2 separate regions of the Homo sapiens genome follow, and region 2 is linked to region 1. The links are chromatin loops, found by intact Hi-C in ENCODE. Cell type or tissue: heart left ventricle. All regions are shown on one strand. Links, peaks and the distances in the headings refer to the core of each region. The heading gives the core; the rest is flanking DNA. Region 1 has its middle 50 kb from the start of LINC01648. Region 2 has its middle 240 kb from the start of LINC01648.

What was found. Hi-C counts contacts between places; a loop is a spot of excess contacts. Peaks named below come from ENCODE experiments on the same cell type or tissue, not always from the same donor. Only the 100,000 strongest peaks of a DNase experiment are listed, where the experiment ranks them.
Region 2: a loop joins it to region 1, with 6 times the contacts of the local background. A loop is called at or near these places in 57 of 110 quality-filtered maps.

What each region holds. Positions count from the first base shown.
Region 1 is chr1:30,082,656-30,091,671 of GRCh38, forward strand. No RefSeq gene overlaps it. Among named protein-coding and RNA genes, the nearest start is that of LINC01648, 50 kb to the left of the region's middle. In heart left ventricle, for the core only: CTCF peaks have their summits at 3,501 (motif pointing left) and 5,016; a DNase peak (open chromatin) is centred at 3,476; H3K4me3 peaks cover 372 bases; H3K27ac peaks cover 2,158 bases; H3K27me3 peaks cover 1,440 bases.
Region 2 is chr1:29,788,207-29,797,222 of GRCh38, forward strand. No RefSeq gene overlaps it. Among named protein-coding and RNA genes, the nearest start is that of LINC01648, 240 kb to the right of the region's middle. In heart left ventricle, for the core only: CTCF peaks have their summits at 4,980 (motif pointing right) and 5,187; a DNase peak (open chromatin) is centred at 5,005.

The sequences.
Region 1 (9,016 bases), core at 436-8,435:
TCATTTCGGTGTCTGCACCAGGCGGGGCCCGTAGCCACCAAACAATCATCTGTGGCCTGAGAGTGGAAGTAGTAGATGGCTCTGTGATTCCAATTATCCTCGGATCATTCAAATGACTATTGGAATGGAGAGCCAGACTGTCCTGTTTGGATAGTGATGTGTGCAGTGACCCCCACCCCACCCCACCACACCACCCACGAGCTATCTCCTCTCCAAGCTCCAGACTGGTCACTGCAGGGCGGCCCCAGGGACTCCCTAAGCTCCCAGCTCCCCATAGGTCTGCTGAGCACGTAGGCCTGAGTTGGTGGGCTCTGGTGGGTGCTCAGTCCATTTGATTGTAGAAGGTCTGGGTGGCAGAAGATCCTACTAGGGCTATGGGGAAAAATCAGGTTCTACTCCAGGGGACCTCAGGCAATCAACCTGAACTCGCCCAGTGCCAGCTTTGTGACTTTGTGATTTTGTCCCACTGAGATGGGAGAATGATAATGTGCACCTGGTAGGTCGGAAGTGAGGGCTATGTAAGGTAATGCCGTGAAATGGCTTGGTGCTTGGCACATGGAGGCCTTCTGTGAGCGGATTAGCTGGTGCTGTGGTGCAGCTATAGGAAGCAACTCAAACTGGCTTAAGCAGAACACAAGGGACATCTCCTGGAACCCCAGGATGACAAGGCAGCCAGCCTCAGAAGGAGACAGGCCCAGGACACAGCAGACCCGGCTTCTCCTTTCTCCATCTGCAGGACAGAAGATAGTGGCCTTCAGGTCCTGAGCATGAATGTCTCCTCCATCTGACAGAACAGCCCAGATAGAACCAGATTCTCTCAGTCCCAGATTTCTGGCAAAGGGACTCCACTTGGTCTGACTTGGATCTGTTTTCTGATTGTCTACTCTGGCTCACTTGCTCTTCTCTAGAAGCACATTAAAAAGGCACAAGCCTGGCCTCTGGGAGGCACCCCAGAAGGTGCTGAGGACTGTGAAGGGGTCAACATGAGCTGGACAGAGCCCCTCCAAAGTTCCAGGCCCTGTGCCAGCTCTGGGCCACCAAGGGAAACCTGGCCTGCGCCCTGTCCTTGAGAAGTTCACACCGGGAAGGGAAGACAGATGAGTGTGATCAGCAGGGCACGGGGAAGGCAGCAGCAAGAGAACCAGGATCCCCAGGCCCCTCCGTGTGCCAGGCTCCACATGCCTGCTTCCTCTATGCCTGCTGGGTAGATGCAATGATCCTCCCGAGAGGCAGAGCCAGCCACACAGCACAGACAGGGCTGGGCCGGGGCTGGACCCCAAGCCTCCAGGCCTGGCTTTGGGATGGTGGTCGGTGGGGCAGCCATTCCATGGCTTCACTCCAGCGAGACCCCATCGAGCCAGGTCTCACACAGCCATGCCAAAGATCTGACATATTCTTAGCTACAATCCTGAGTCTGGGAGAGAAGCAGGAAATGACTCACCCTCTTTCTCCAACATAAACACAACTCTGTGCTATTAATATTTACCCAGGGGCTTCTCCAAGGGCCCCAAACAGCAAAAGGATCCTGGTGAGGGAAGGGTATGAAAGATATGTCGGGTCTGCAGCTGCCTTCAAATGGAGCAGAGAGACTGAGTGCCAGAGTGAAAGGGAGCCTCACAGCTCTCTCCGTCCTCCCCATTTGACTGAGGTCCAGAGAGGACAGGGAGCCAAGAAAATCCAGCAGGGCGGTGGCAGAGGAGGGAGCAGAAGGTGGGAGCACGGGAAGTGGAACGAGCACAGGGCTGTGGGCCCCTGGCCCTCATCTGTCAAATGGGAAAGCAGGAACTGGTTTGAGGATGTTTCCCTGAGATGTCAAATGGCCCCTCTGAGTGTCTGGCAAAGAATAGGTACTGCACAAACTCATCATGGTGAGGGCAAAGTCATGGTGAGGATGCCAGTGGTCTTCCCTGCCCCGACTTCCCAGTGTGCTTTGCACCGCCTCCCAAAACCCTGTTTCTGCTTGGTGACCCTGCCCTGCTCCCCACCCCATCAGTGCATTGGACCAGGAGAAGATACCTGCCCAGGCTTGGCCAATCAGAGTACCTGTGCTACCAATTCTAAATTGAGACAGAGAGCCTGGTTGGGTCTTCTGGTTGTGTGAACTACTGATGCATGCATTTCTGATTCGTGAGAAATGGGAAAAGTAGAGACCTGACCTGAAGTCTTATGAGGTGGGTGGAAGAGAGTCAGTCTGCATTCTGGCTGGTGCTCCTGTCTCCGGTCCGGGTCCCTCCTGAGTTCTGGCTGCATCTGAGAGACCAGGGTCCTTATGCCAAACCCCCTCTTCTCTGCAGCTGAGCAGATTCTGTCACTTGTGACTCAAGCAGCCCTGATTCCCACGAGGAAGAAGAACTTCCTGATCGTCAGAGGGGTCCAGAGCCAGGTGGGCACTGACCTCAGAAGGAAGATCACTGAGGTCCATGGGAGGGCGGGAATCCCGCGGTGCTGGGGCCCAGGCCCTGCACCCTGGTGGCTGGGGTGTCCTAGGGCCTCTCTCCTAATTAACCTCCTCTCCGCTGTTTTCTCCCTCCTGCTCCATGTCCCTTCTTTCCTCATCTCCCACACCCAGCCCCTCCCGAGATCATCCATTCATCCCTTAGGCAGCATCTATAGCCCACTTGTGGCTGTTCATCCACTGGGCTGGCCACCCTGGGGACGCAGAGAGGGACAAGGCCGTGTCCCTGTCCTCAGGGAGCCTCCGGTCTGGCTGGCGGAACAGACACAGAATCAATCACAGCCCAGCCTGGCCAGTGCTGAGATGGGGGAAGATGTGGGAGGGGCTGGGGAGCTAGGGGCAGGCCAGGCCCTGGACATGGAGAAGGGGAGGACTTCTGAGAGGAGGTGGTGTCTATGCTGAGACCTGAAGGAGAAGTCGGGGAGCCAGGGGAAGAGGCTCAGGGGGAGAAGGTTACTGCAGCAGCCCAGCACAGGCAGGGCACTGGCAGAGAGGGGGAGCCTGGTGCCCTTGGAAACGGCAAGCAGTTCTGCTTGGCCAGGGCAGGGTGGGGAGGGTGGGGAGGTGTGGAAAGATGGGGCTGGGGTCCACCTGGGTCAGACCACAGAGGGCATAGGGAGGGCTATGGGAGGAAGTGACCTCTCTGTAAGCATGGAGGAGCGGGTGTTCCAAGAGGATCTGGGCTCCTCAGACCTCCTGAATAGCGAGGAGGGGAGGAGGCTTCTATCTTCCTCCCTCCCTCTGGCCTCCTCTCTCTCTCTCTCTCTCTCCTCTTTAACTCTTACTCCACCTAGATGAACCAGCTCAGATGCCACCCACTCTCCCCTCTCTCTGTCTTTCTCCCCCTCCTCTCCCCTCACTTCTCCTCTTTTGTCCTCTCCTTCGCTTATACTCCCCCTTCCCCCATTTCTCTCCCTCCCTCCTTCCCTCCCCATTCCCCTCCCTCTCTCTGCAGACCCCTCCCCACCTCCTCCCGGCCCCGCCCAGCCGCGCTTGTGAGGTCCTGCAGCGCCACCTTCAGGCCGCGGCCGGGAGCGGTGCCGGTGCGGGGCGCCCCACCAGGAGGAGGTGGCGGAGGTCCCGGGGGCCGCCCCGCCTCGCAGCCTGGGCTCTGCCTGCTCTGCGTCCACGCCAGCATAAGCCCCAGCCGGCTCCGTCTCCCCTAACGACTCTAATTACCAGCCAAGCTCGGCTCCCCAAGGCCCAGGCGCCAGAACTGATGACTTTAATAACAGAATCCCTTCCCTTTCACGGCCTGCTCCGGGGGCCGCTGGCCTGAGGATGCAGCGATCTCTGCTGTCCTGGGAGGGCGGGGTCCCACGGGGGTTCTACACCCTCTTACACATGGGGAGGGGGGGCTCAGCCAGGGCAGTGAGGGGAGAATCGCTTAGGGTGGCCTAAGAGAGCCTGGCGCCGCGCGCTTGTTCATCTATGGCAAAAACCGCAATAACTTTTGCACCAACTTAATATTTGATCGATGATCACTCAGGGACATCACCCTGAACTTAACGGGTCCTGGGACCAGACACCCAGAGATGAAAAGACAGTGGGGTACAGTTCTAGCGCTGGGTGATTGAAGCTACGACACTGGCCTGTGACAATTCCTGCGGGGCCCAGAGAAGGTGCTGGCACCCCGGGGGGGCTATCAGAAGCGTGAGGGAGGGGGCTCTGAACTGGCTTCAGAGTGGGTGGCATCTGGGCCGGTTCATCTAGGTGGAGTAAGAGTTTGCAGGGGAAAGACGATGAGAAGGGCATTCCAGGCAGGCGGCAGTTGCCCAGAGGCGTGGAGGCTGGAAAGAGCAGAGGCTTTCAGAGATGGGGAGTCCTGTGTGGCTGAAAATGGAGGGGAAAGGGGGGGTTAGGCTGGGGGACCATCAGGTGTCAGACTGGAAAGGACTCTGGGTGCTTTTTGCTAGCCCTGTATCTATATTCAGTACTGATACAATATAAGCTAATAGCAACAATCATACAAATTATTATTATTACTATTAATATTATAGCCACTAATACTTATTAAGGGCTTTCTGTCTGCCAGGTGCTCTCTCAAGCACTTTATGTCTATTGACTGAATTAATTTTTATGACAGCCCCATGAGGTAGGCACGATTGGAGAAACAGGCACAGAGACGTTAAATAACTTGTCTAAGATGGCTCAGGTACTGAATGGCAGAGCATCCTCTCTCCAGAGCCAGCTTTCTTTACTTTCACAGCACCCTTGGCCCACCCCCACCCCAAAACTTCCAATTTAATTTTTCTTAGATTCTGTCTCCCAAGGAGAAAAGCACCTCCACCCATTTCCCCAGGGATCAGAGGCAATTTGTAGTTTGGAAGAAAAACCAAAGGGCCTGGAGAAAGCAACATTTAACCCAAAGCCATGATTTGCCCATGCTGGGCTCTCGGGCATTAGCTGGGGACAAGCTGGCTGGATCAGCAGTCTGGGGCTGCCTGTCCTCCAGCATCGAGTCCCCGGGCCTGGCTAAGGTTGCCTCTTTTCCATCCTCACCCCAGGAAGCCTTTGGCATTTCCAGAAAGAGGAACTACTGCCCAGCTACTGCCCCTGGTGGAGGCACTGGCAGATCTGCACTGAAGGTGGGATGCAAAATCTACCTCTTTATAGTGTTGAGAATCCAGCCCCAGGCTCTGCCTCTGAGAGCCCTGGGAAGACAGGGGTTTTCAAGAGCTCGTCACCAGCCTAGAGGTGTTCTTTGGCTGGGCCGAGAATGGGTGTCATCTCGAAATTAGACTTGCAACTATACACCTTTCCCTTAACTGAGCCAGAGCGTTGTTTCTGTTGCAACACTGGGTTGGAGAGAAAGAAATGAGAGAAAATTGACTTGTTTCCAGTAATGCTCCAGAAAGCAAGTGTGGAGTCTGCTTTGTGATTTTGGATTATTTTTTTTTCTTCCTTCCTTTCTATATCTGTGCTTTATCATGACTAGAATAGGGATGATGCCATGTGAGGAGAAATGGAGGTGACAGGACTAGGCATCTGGGCCAGACTAGATCTTCCAGTGGAGAGACCCAGCCAGGCTTGGGGCCTCTGTGATGGCCAGGGAAGTCAAGTCTAGCCTTGGTGAGGACACAGGTGGTGCTGGGCTTTAATGACAGGGAAGAAGGCACAGGATAGAGAGAGGCTCAAGAAGGGCAAGAACAGCCTTGTCTCCTCCCTGCCCCGCCCACTTTATGCTGCAGGTGCAATGGCTGGTCCCTGCTCCTTCTGCAGGCCAGGCCCATCCATGCCCTGCCTCTTTGCACATGCTGCCTCCCTGCCAGGAATGCCCTTCTCCGTTCATCCCTCCAGCCACGTTTTCCCTCCTCCGTGCAGTCTTCTGAGGCTGCTCTCTACAACCCATATACACAACTCATATACACATAGCACTTTTTTTTTTTTTTTGAGACAGAGTCTCGCTCTGTCACCCAGGCTGGAGTGCAGTGGTGCCATCTCGGCTCACTGCAACCTCTGCCTCCTGGGTTCAAGCCATTCTCCTGCCTCAGCCTCCCCAATAGCTGAGACTACAGACGCGTACCATCACGCCCACCTAATTTTTTGTGTGTTTTTAGTAGAGACGAGGTTTCACCATGTTGGCCAGGCTGGTCTTGAACTCCTGACCTCAAGTGATCCACCCGCCTCCGCCTCCCAAAGTACTGAGATTACAAGCGTGAGCCACTACGCCTGGCCTACACATAGCTCTTTAAGATCTTCCCAGCCCCAGCATTCTCACTTGTAGAAACTCCTCCCCCCATCAGATCAAACATAGTAAAATGCCCTAACAGCCCACATTAACTACAGATTATACGCGACTATGCAAAAGCTGAGTTGGAAAGGAAGGTGACCATTTGATAATGTTATACTTTGTAGACATTTGATTAAACATTGATCTATTTCGACTTCACAGCTTCCCTTTTATAATTTGAAGCCAAATAAATTGTTTTCCCAGACCTTCAACATTTTCACAGGCCCTTAAGAGCCCTTAGGTCTTGGCACTGTGCCCAGAACAGAGAGTCTACCGGAGAAACGCTCCCATCAGACTCAGGCTGGGCTATGGCAGGTGGAGTTTGGCTTCTCGGGCTTGTTAGAGGGAGACCGTCTCCTCCAGCGGCCCTGCCCTGAACCCGGGCTGCTTCCTTGATCTAATTAGCATCGCTGAGAATTAAACTGCACACTGGAGCGTGCTCGTGCTCCCCCGAGGGCGTCCCAGAACTAACACTGCTTAAATATGAAATGGTTCCTGCCCTTGGGGCCTGAGTCAAGGAGGCATGAACCAGAAACAACAGTTGTGATTACTAGCTCTGATTAAAGCAGTGTAAGTTATACAGTACAATAAAATAAAACTCTTGCAGCAATAAAATAGTTAACAGTACTCTGAGTTATTTCTCTTTTCTTTGAAGGGAGCACAGGCTGTTTATTTTTTACTCTGTATTCTGATGATTCCGCTTATTCATCCAGGTCATTTACTGATCACCTACTATGCGATAGGCATATACTGGGTGCAGGGAAGAGAAAGAACTACGTCAAGATGCCTACACTGCTGGGGGCTCAGAGTCAGGAGGGGACTGTGGCCGTCCAAGGACAATTCACACAGATAAGCCTACCTTGGGATGGAGCCAAACACACCATGTGCAACAGATTACCTGAGAGGATAATGGGGGGACTAACTCAGATGGGGGTGATGTTAGGAGCTGATATTCAAGTTGAGGACTGAAAAAATGAATTACCTGAAGAGTGGGGACCAGAGTGATCTAGGTAGCAGGAACTGCCTGTGCAAAGGCCCTGGGTGGGAGGCAGTGTATTTGTTGGAGGGACTACAGAAGCCCTGGGGCGATGTGTGGGGAGGGGCAAGCATGGGGAGGAGGCAGCACCCAGCCCTGCAGCGCCTCTTGACTCAAGGCTCCCTGAGGGGCATAGAAGGGTTTTAAGCAAGGAAGTGGCCTGGTCTGATTTGTTGTGTTTAAATGACCCCTAGCTCTTCCAGGAGGTCAGAATGGGAGCAGGGGTCCAGTGAGGAGATGGAGGGGGACGTCCAGGCGGAGCTGATGGCAGCTTGGACCAGAGCAGGAACCGTAGGGGTCTGGGAATGAGGAATTTGTCCACACAACTCCGAGGTTTCTGGCTGAGAAGCCAGGTGGATGGAGCTGCCATTTCCCGAGTGGAGAAGCGGGGAAGGCAGGAGCAGGAGCAGCAGCAGGCTCGAGGCTGAGAGGCCAGCATGGGGCATATGACTCCAGGGCTGCATCCCCAGAGAAAGGGAGGGGCAGCCGGAGCATCCTGAGGGCATGCAGGGAGAAGCTGCTGGAGACCTTGTGTGAGTGTCCTCTCTGGACAGCAGTGTGAGCCTCCTGGGAGAGTGGACAGAGGGTACAGAAAGGATCAGGCTGAGGGGTGGTGACTGCCTTCACCCCCTCCAGCACCCCCCATGTCTGTGGCTTCCAGAGAGGCCCCTGGGGGTGGCTGTGGAGGGGCTCTGGCTGGTGGGAGGGCCTGGGGCTGCTGCGGTTGGTCTGCTGAGCTCTGCTTCTTCCCCACTTTGTCACCTGCCGGCCCTCCGATGGCCGGCCAAGGCCCAACTCTGTCCCATGCTTGGGCTCTGACTCCCAAAATGGCTGGGGCCAGGTTTGTGGAGGGCAGGCTGAGAGCTAAGGTGAAGGGCCACTTACTCCCAGCCCATCTGCAGCTGTAATCCTGGCCTCCCCATGTCCCTGCCCTCAGCTGCCCTAGATATCTCTCAGTGAGTACGGAGATAAACCCTCCAAATCTCCATCCCTCTCTCCCTGCAACATGTCTGCATTCCCAGGGCTACGAGGGGCTGCTGCCCATTGGTTTCATTTGATTTGCTGTGTTTATTTATAAGCTTTCTATTTCTCAAACCTGAATATCTCCCTCAAGCAAGTGAAATCTGCTCTGCCAAGGACTTTTATGAGAAGTTACAAATGACACATGGGAAAGCTAAGAGCAGGTTTATTTTTAAACTCTGGGCTCCGAAAGACACCCAGTCCATCCATCCATCAGCTCCCTCACTCTGGCGGAAACACTGGCTGATGTGCACAATATGCTTGGTCTTGCGCTGGGGGATGAGGGTACAGAGACACCAAGGACTGGACGTCCTGGATGAGCGCACAGTGTGGTTGGGCATGGGGAGGAGGTCGGGGCAGAAATAGGCTATCGCAGCATGGTGGAATCAACAACATTCATTCATTCTTCATTCAATAAATGCACGGATGGCTGTGCGCCAGGCACTCTTCTAGGCATAGAGGCTATGTTGTGAACATAACAAACTATATACACCACTGTCTCATGGCATCCCCAGTCTAGTAGGGAGACAGACGAGAAACAAACCTGCAAGTCCATAACCTGTCAGGGCATGGTCTCCAGGGAAGAAAAAGCAGGAGAAGGGAAGGGATGCAGAGGATGGAGGGTCTGGGACCTTTCCGTGGCGGTAGACCTCTCTGTAGCAGAGACCTGAGCAGAGACCTGAAGGGAGGGAGGGCATAGGTCCTGCAAACATCTGGGGCTTCCAGGAGACGATACAGCAAGTGCAAAGACCCCAGTGTGGGATCGTGCTAG
Region 2 (9,016 bases), core at 597-8,596, 290 kb before region 1:
AGTCCTAGCTGTACTCTCTGCACTATAAGCAACAGTTCACTCCTCTGTCCTCCCCATGGGACTGGAAGCCTATTGAAGGTTGGCTGTGTGTCTGGCTCAGCCGCCACTGTTTCCTCAGAGTGCAGGCTGGTGCCTGACACCTTACCCAGCATTTATTGAGCACTATGTACCAGGACTGTGCTCAGTTCTTTACGGACATATATCAATTAACCTTCAAGGTCATCTTCAAGGACATACTGGAGACAGGGTGGAGTTGGGGCTGGAAACACAGACTTGAAGCGCAAGCCAGCTGGATTTGGATCCAGTTCTGCATTTACCAGCTGGGTGACCTTTATGAAGTTACATAAGCTGTCTGTGCCTCAGTTTCCTCATGCAAAATGGAGGTAATGACAGTACCTCCATCATAGAGTTGTTTGAGGATAAAATAGTAAATATATGTCTATATATACACACACATTTAATACAGTGCACACACTAATTGCTTTGTGGTGTCAACTATTGGCATTCCTCCCATTTTGCAGATGAGGAAAGCCTCCTTCTGCCTCCATCCTTTCCTATCCCCTGTGCCATCAGAACTAAATTGATTCAGGGAGCTCAATAAATGCTTGCATGCTTGTTCACTCAGGGTTTCATGCCAACCGAGGGGTGTGTAAGTTCACCATTTATAAGTCAACTGTATTTTTATGTCCTAGCAACAAAAAAAAATTGGCAAGTGAAATAAAAATACTATTTATTATCATAACAAAACCCAAAAATATATACAAAGAGATTCGACTAAAAAAATATACAAGACCTCCCTGTGAAGAGTGCAATAAAAATGGTCAACATATACCCATGGACACTTCACAATAGATTTATCATGGCTAATAAACGTGACAAAATGGACAATATTATTAGTCATCAGTGCAAAATAAAACCATAACAAGATGCAATACTCTCATCAAAATGGCTAAAGTTAATGTGACCTGCCTTACCAAGTGTTGAGAAGGATGTGGAGATGCTGGAACTCCCTCCCCTGCTGGTGGGAATATAGGCAGGTCCAGCCACTTTGGAAAACAACTTGGCAGCCTCTGATAAAGTAAAAGTAAAACAAATACCTGATCTGTGACTTGGTGGGTCCAGCTATTTTCCCTAGAGAAACGAAACAGACACCCACAGAAATTCTATCACAAGAATGGCAGTGTTATTTGTATTAGCCCCAAATGACTCAACATTCCCATGTCTTTCCAGTTTTTCCAGAGACAACTCTTCATTAAATCGCCTGTCCAAGAATCTGCACCTGCACCTCCCTCAGCTGCCACCCGAATCTCTGACCTCAACGAATCCCTATGCCAGGGGAATGCAAGACTGATTGGCCACAGGCCTGGGGCTCTGTACTCCCCTGAGCCTGGGTGGGGAGTGATTCCTCAAGGACAAGGAGAAGGGAGAGGGCTGAGCAGTGGTCCCCAAGGGAAGTGGCACTGGGGGTGGGGCAGAACCATCACGCGTTACCGATGGTGGGGTCAGAATCAGGGGGCCTGAGATATATGCTATTGGGTCCCACCCTATAGCCCTGCCCACGTCCTTCAGCTGTGGAGAGCGTGGGCTGCCAGCTGGGCCCTTTTCTGGGGAATCATCCTCAGCTGAGGAAGCTGACTGCTGACTCACCTGAAAAATGCCTGCGAGGTCTCACCTTTCCCTGGGATGACCTGCAGCCAGTCACTGGCTGACACATGGGTACAAAAGGTCTGGCTCATTCGAGGAGGCAGGACAGTCATGTGGTGCCACAGAGGACACTCCAGAGCTCCCCATGGGCCCAGATCAGGGCTAGACTAGACCAAGTCCATGCCCTGGCCTGGCTTCTTGCCCACCCTCCGCTACTTCCCTCACTCCCCTTCTTCTGAGCGTGCGCCCTCTGCAATCTCACATGTCCCCGTAAGTCCCCATCTCAGGCTCTGCTTCTAGGGAGCCTAACCTATGCAGAAGGCCAAGCTGGCTCTCGCCTGCACACCTGCCCCATGCAAGCTTCCCCTTGGATCTTCTTCCCTGCATGGGGAAATTGGTCCTACCCCACCAGGCTCCAAGGTGTGCAGCCAGCATCATCTTGGAATCCCTCTCAAACCCAGACTCCCACCAAGAACTCAATTCTCCCCACATCTGCTCCAGGTCCTTAGGAAACTCAACATCCAAATCCCTTTCATCTCCAGGTTGATTAACAGAAGATTATAAGCAAGCTTCAGAAGGAAGAAAAACCAGTGTCTCCCCAGGGCAGACACTGTCTGTTGACAAATACCACCAATATATATTTTTCTCATTTTTGTATAGATATACAGAACTAAGCCGATTAATATATTCTTCTTTCCCTCTTAGGTCTAGGACTGCAATGGGAATCTTTCTGCCCCATGGTGAACTGTGTACCAGGTTTCAATAAAGGTTTTATCTTTGCAATTACAGTTCATTAATAAATTTACAAGGGAAGGAAGATGGCGAGGTCTGTCTAAGAGGATTGTTTCGCATTTCTTCTCTTTTAATTACAGTTATCTCCTGAACCAAAGCTCTTTGAAAAACAGAGAGAAAAAAGACACCCTTTCCCCATCTGTTCCAGATATGGGTACAATTAATAAGGGAGGAGACAGGAGCTGCTCCTGGGCTTCCTGCAAACTGAGACCTCACCACCTCCTCTTCAGAGCTGCCCTGTGGGTGGGAGTCTTGGCCACCAGAGCTCAGCTGGCATCAGGTATCTTGTCATGTATCTGCCCTGGGGATTTGGATAAGGACAGGCTTGGTTCTCTATAGAGCTACTGTTTCTAGGGCACCTACTATGTGCTAGAGTCTTTACAGGGGTTTTCTAATCTTAAACTTGTCTAAGTTTTAAACTTCACAGTGATCCATTTTACAGACCTGTTTTACAGACAGAGAGTAGCTAAGGCAGACAGATGGGTGCAGGGCATTGGGCTAGGCATAGGGAGCAGGGAGGGGGCTGAACATTTTACAGATGCCAAATGGAGACTCAGAGATGTCCAGGACTTTCTTAAGGCACTCCAGATTAGGTTGGAATTGCAAGCCAGTCCTGTGACTCCAACTTACCTGCTATTTCCACTTTTTATTTGCTGGTATTTGGTGAACCTTTCTGGGCCTTAGTTTCCCCATCTGTGAAATGAGCCCCAGAGACTGGAAAAGATGAGTGTAAAGGTCTTAGGCTTTGAGGTGGCGTGTCTTGAATGGGATGGGTGCTGGAATGGCAGGTGTGGGGCTGGTATGGGGCAATCTGGCATCGGGGCGTCTGAGTCTCCAGAAATGAGGGCCTCCAGTCTCTCACACTAGCAATCTGCTCAGACCTGGTCAGAGAGAGCTGATTTCATCCCTGCCATTTGAGGAGCGCCAGAAGCTTTGGATCCCTTTAACCTCCTCCTCCCAAAAGCTTCTGAGGCGAGCAGTGACCTTGCTCACAGGGCAAATCCTATGAAAGAAGACTGTCTTTTCAGAGATTATACACCTTCTCCAACCCAGCCACCTCCAGGCTGGAATGCAGTGGCAAGATCTCGGCTCACTGCAACCTCCATCTCCTGGGTTTAAGCGATTCTCGTGCCTCAGCCTCCCGAGTAGCTGGGATTACAGACCCATGCCACAACACCTGGCTAATTTTTTGTATTTTAGTAGAGACGGGGTTTCACCATGTTGCCCAGGCTGGTCTTGAACTCCTGAGCTCAGGCAATCCGCCTGCCTTGGCCTTCCAAAGTGCTGGGATTACAGGCGTGATTACAGCCTCCTGGATCTCTTACTCTAAGGGATCTGTGTGAGTGTCCCTAAGTGGGCTCCTCTTTGGTCTCCTAGCTTTAACTGTCTAGAGGCTTTGCCTGGTCAGGGGGTGGCAGCCAAGACCTGACTATTATGAGGGGTGGTGATGGGGCACTAGTAATGGTGATCAAGAGAGTCCTAGCCAGTTCTTTTTTTTTTTTTTTTTCTTTTTTTGAGATGGAGTTTTGCTCTGTCGCCCAGGCTGGAGTGCAGTGGCGTGATCCTGGCTCACTACAACCTCCGCCTTCTGGGTTCAAGCGATTCTCCTGCCTCAGCCTCCTGAGTAGCTGGGATTACAGGCACGTGCCACCACGCCCAGCTAATTTTTGCATTTTTAGTAGGAGCAGTGTTTCACCATGTTGCTCAGGCCGGTCTTGAACTCTTGACCTTAAGTGATCCACCCGCCTCGGCCTCCCAAAGTGCTGGGATTACAGGCGTGAGCCACTGCGCCTGGCCGCCAGTTCTTAATTTATTGCGGTTGTCAAACTTTTTCTGTAAAGTACAAAGTGATAAATATTTTAGGGCAAGTGGGCCAAGAGACAAATCAAGGATATAATATAGGTATGGTATAATAGTTCCCCCTTATCCATGGGGGCTACATTCCAAGACCCCCAGTGAATGCGTCAAACAGTGGATAGTACAGAGCCCTATATACACTATGTTTTTTCCTATACATACCTACCTATGTTCAAGTTTAATTTTAAACTTAGATACAATAAGAGATTAACAACAATAAGATAGGACAATTATAATAATACACTGTAGTAAACGTTATGTGAATGTGGTCTCCCTCCCTGTCAAATTGTCTTCTTGTACTGCACTGTAGGCACCTGGAGCCTTGGAAAATGAAACTGCAGATAAGGGAGGACTACCGTATTCATGTAACCAGAGAGAAAACAAATTTCCACAATTGTAAGTGATACAATTAAAGATGTATCAATGAACACTGAAGTTTAAATGTCATATAACGTTAACATGTCTTGAAAGATTATTTTTCTCGTTTTTTAAATTATTTAAAGATGTAAAGAATCAGTCTTAGCTTATAGGCCATGAAAAACAAACATCAGGCCAGGTCTGAATGGTGGCCGTAGTTTGCAGAGCCCTGGTTTCTTCTTGCCTCTCAGCTTCCAACTTCCCCGTGAGTGCCTGCTCCTTGATGGACTGGACTCTAAGCCCTTCTTTGCAGCAAGCACGATATCAAGCTTTGTCAGTAGAGGGCGCCGGAGGGACACTGTGGAGGAAGGGGCCTTTTCATGGTCCACAGAGCTCTGTTGTGCAATTTCTTGTTCCTGTTGCATCTTCTCTTAGGGTATGAACGCGGGGGGACATCCTCTGGGGCTTTTCCTCAGCTGTGCACCCAGAATGCATGGTCCCTCGACCACCTCATAGCCCATCCTGAGCCCAGTGCCCATCTTGCTGTGGTCCAGCCCACACCTCCACCTGCACGTGCACACCACTCTCTCTCCTGTGCCCAGAGAGGTGTTTCCTGCCTGCCAGCCTGACCTGCATCTATGAACCAGCACCTCTGGGACCCAATACCTTCTCTGCCATTCAAGGGGCTGCAGCCACAGACATCCAGCGAAGTCAGGACCCCAGCCTCGGGGGCAGGTCCTTCCAAGGTTGTCTTCTTCAGCCCTAGGGTGCTGTTCCGATTCTTCCTGACATCATTTTAGGCACTCTTCTATCATAGTTTAATAATTATGTATAGAAAATGTCTCCTATTCAGATCACTGTGTGGTTTCTGTGTCTTTATTGAAATCTGATGGACTGATCCCCAGGAAGACCCCTCAGGCACCCTGGAGAGAATGGAAGCTCCCTAATCCAAAGAGTGAGTGTGAGTCCATCTCAGTCACCGTGTGTCTGCTGCATGGCTGAGGCCACGTGACTGCACCTCCCTGGGCTCAGTTTGCTCACCCAGGAAATGCGGAGAAAGCTTCCTTCTCCAATGGATGCTGAGACTGCGAAATGAGACCATGCATATGAAGCACAGAGCATGGGGCCAGGTACCTGCCGGTGTTCAAGATGGTAGAACTGCACCTTCGTAAGTGTGGTGGGCATCACATGGGACAGTGTGTGGAGTGACCGGCATGGGGCCTGGGGGGAAGTGGAGGCTCAAAACCCAACCTCCCTCCCTCTCTCCCTCCTGTCCTCCTTCTCTCCCAGGACACCCCTCCCTCAGGCCCCCAAGGCTCTAGTTTCTCTCCCCAAGTCCCCCTGTGTGGTGGTTAATACTGAGTGTCAACTTGATTGGATCGAAGATGCAAAGTATTGATCCTGGGTGTGTCTGTGAGGGTGTTGCCAAAGGAGATTAACATTTGAGTCAGTGGGCTGCAGAAGGCAGACCCACCCTTAATCTGGTGGGCACCATCTAATCAGCTGCCAGCGAATATACAGCAGGAAGAAAAACGTGAAAAGGTGAGACTGGCCTAGGTTCCCAGCCTACGTCTTTCTCCCGTGCTAGATGCTTCCTGCCCTCGAACATCAGACTCCAAGTTCTTCAGTTTTGAGACTTAGACAGGTTCTCCTTGCTCCTCAAGCTTGCAGACGGCCTATTGTGGGACCTTGTGATCATGTAAGTTAATTTTTATATATATATATATATGTATATATATAAAATATATATATGTATATATATAAAATATATATATACATATGTGTATATATATAAAATATATATATACATATGTGTATATATATATCTCCGATTAGTTCTGTCCCTCTAGAGAACCCTGACTAATACAGATTTTGGTACCAGGAGTGGTTCTAGAGGAACAGAATATTAAGGATGGAGTTTTTCATTGGCTTTGGGGTTTCTGGAGTTGGCTACTTAAGATGATTAGACTCAAAAATGCTAAGGACTCTACTTCTAATAGTATGGAGAACACTGATAGTCCTTGGGAGGAACTGTTTAGAGAGTTACACAAAATAAATCCATCTGACACTCCTGATTCACTGCTCGTGAGAGGCAAGGAGTTTAGTGACTCTATACATAATACTTTTGACCATATTTGGAGAACCAAGGAACATAATGAAGCTGGTTGGTTGCCCCTAAGTTCAGTAGATGAAGTGAGGAAAGAAAATGATGAACTCAGGGATTCCGTTCTCCAGGCTTCAGAGGCAGACACTGAGCCTCAAATCTGCTAAGATTGCCCTGAGTGAGAGTCTCATCTCCTGCAGAGAAAGAGCTGAAATTGTGGAGAAACAGACACAAACTCTTATCATGAGAGTGGCTGACCTGCATGAAAGGTGCATGCACAGCCTCAGGAGGTGTCTACTGCTAAAGAGAAGGCACTGATTGGAAGAGAATGGGACTCTGCAGCTTGGAATGGGGATGTGGGAGGACTCTGAAGAAGCTGGGGACACTGAGTTTGCACACTCTGATGAACCTTTTTTTGCCAGAAGGAACAGCTTCCCCATCCCCAGTAGTGGCAACATCCCCTCCCCGACCCATGCTGCCATCAGCCTTTCCACCTTTGTCTGAGGAGATAAATGCTGTGCTGCCTGAGGCAACAGTGATGGCCTCCCCTGAGGCAGTTGCCAGGCAAAATAATGTTGATTCTCCTCAGGATCGACCTCCAATGCCCCCGTTTGCTTCTAGACCTATAACTAGACTAAAGTCTCTGTGGGCCCCTGGAGGTGAGTTTGAGAGTGTGACCCATGAGGAGGTGCATCACATTAAAAAAGAACTGCTTGAGTCCTCCATATAAAGAGAAATCTGGAGAACAGGCATGGGAATGAATATTAAGGGTATGGGATAATGGTGAAAGGAACATAGAGTTGGATCAGGCTGAATTTATTGATTTGGGCCCACTAAGTGGGGACTCTGCTTTTAATGTTGCAGCTCAGGGAGTTAAAAAGGTTCCAATAGTTTATTTGTTTGGTTAGCTGAAATATGGATTAAAAGATGGCCCACTGTGAGCAAGTTGGAAATGCCTGATCTCCCTTGGTTTGATGTAGAGGAAGGTATCCAAAGGCTTAGGGAGAGTGGGATGGTGGAGTGGATTAGTCACTTTAGACCTACTCATCCCAGCTGGGAGGGTTGAGAAGATATATTCTTGACCAATGCCTTGTGAAACAGATTTGTGAGGGCAGCACTTGCATCTTTAAAGAGCCCTGTAATTGCTGTTCTCTGTATGTCAGATCTAACAGTGGGAACCACAGTCACTCAACTACAAAATTTAAATACAATGGGAATAATTGGATCCCCAGGTAGCAGGGGCCAAGTGGTGGCACTCAGGTATGGTAGCTATGTCAAAGGCAAGGTGGACATAGCTACCATAATGGACAGCAGAGACAAAGCAGCAATCAGAATAGTCTGACTCATGTAGAACTCTGGCACTGGCTAATTAGTCGTGATGTTCCTAGAAGTGAAATTGATACGAAGCCTACTGCATTCCTACTTAATTTTTATAAGGAGAAAACTTCTAGGTCGAACGGACAAAAGACTAATTTTAATTATAAAAACAGAGAATCATGTTCCCTCGATCAATTTCCAGACTTGAGCCAGTTTATGGACCCAAAACCTCTTGAATGAGGGAAGGCCAGGTCCCCTTGAGGAAGGACCCCACTACATTACCAACAATTTATGCAGTGAGTCTTTCCCCCATTGTTCCCCAAGGTGACCTCCAGCCTTTTACCAGGGTAACTGTGCATTGGGCAAAGGGAAATGATCAGACATTTCAGGGACTACTGGACACTGGCTCTGAGCTGACATTGATTCCAGGGGACCCAAAACATCATTGCAGTCCTCCAGTTAGAGTAGGGGCTTATGGAGGTCAGCTAGTTAATGGAGTTTTAGCTCAGGTCCGACTTAGAGTGGGTCCAGTGGGTCCCCTGACTCATCTTGCAGTCATTTCCCCAGTGTCAGAATGCATAATTGGCATAGACATACTTAGCAGCTGGCAGAACCCCCACATTGGCTCCCTGACTGGTAGGGTGAGGGCTATTATGGTGGGAAAGGCCAAATGGAAGCCATTCGAACTGCCTCTACCTAGAAAAATAGTAAATCAAAAACAATATCGCATCCCTGGAGGGAATGTGGATATGAGTGCCACCATCAAAGACTTGAAAGACGCGGGGGTGGTAATTCCCACCACATCCCCATTCAACTCTCCCATTTGGCCTGTGCAGAAGACAGATGGATCTTGGAGAAAAACAGTGGATTATTATAAGCTTAACCAAGTGGTGACTCCAATTGCAGCTGCTGTACTAGATGTGGATTCATTGCTTGAGCAAATTA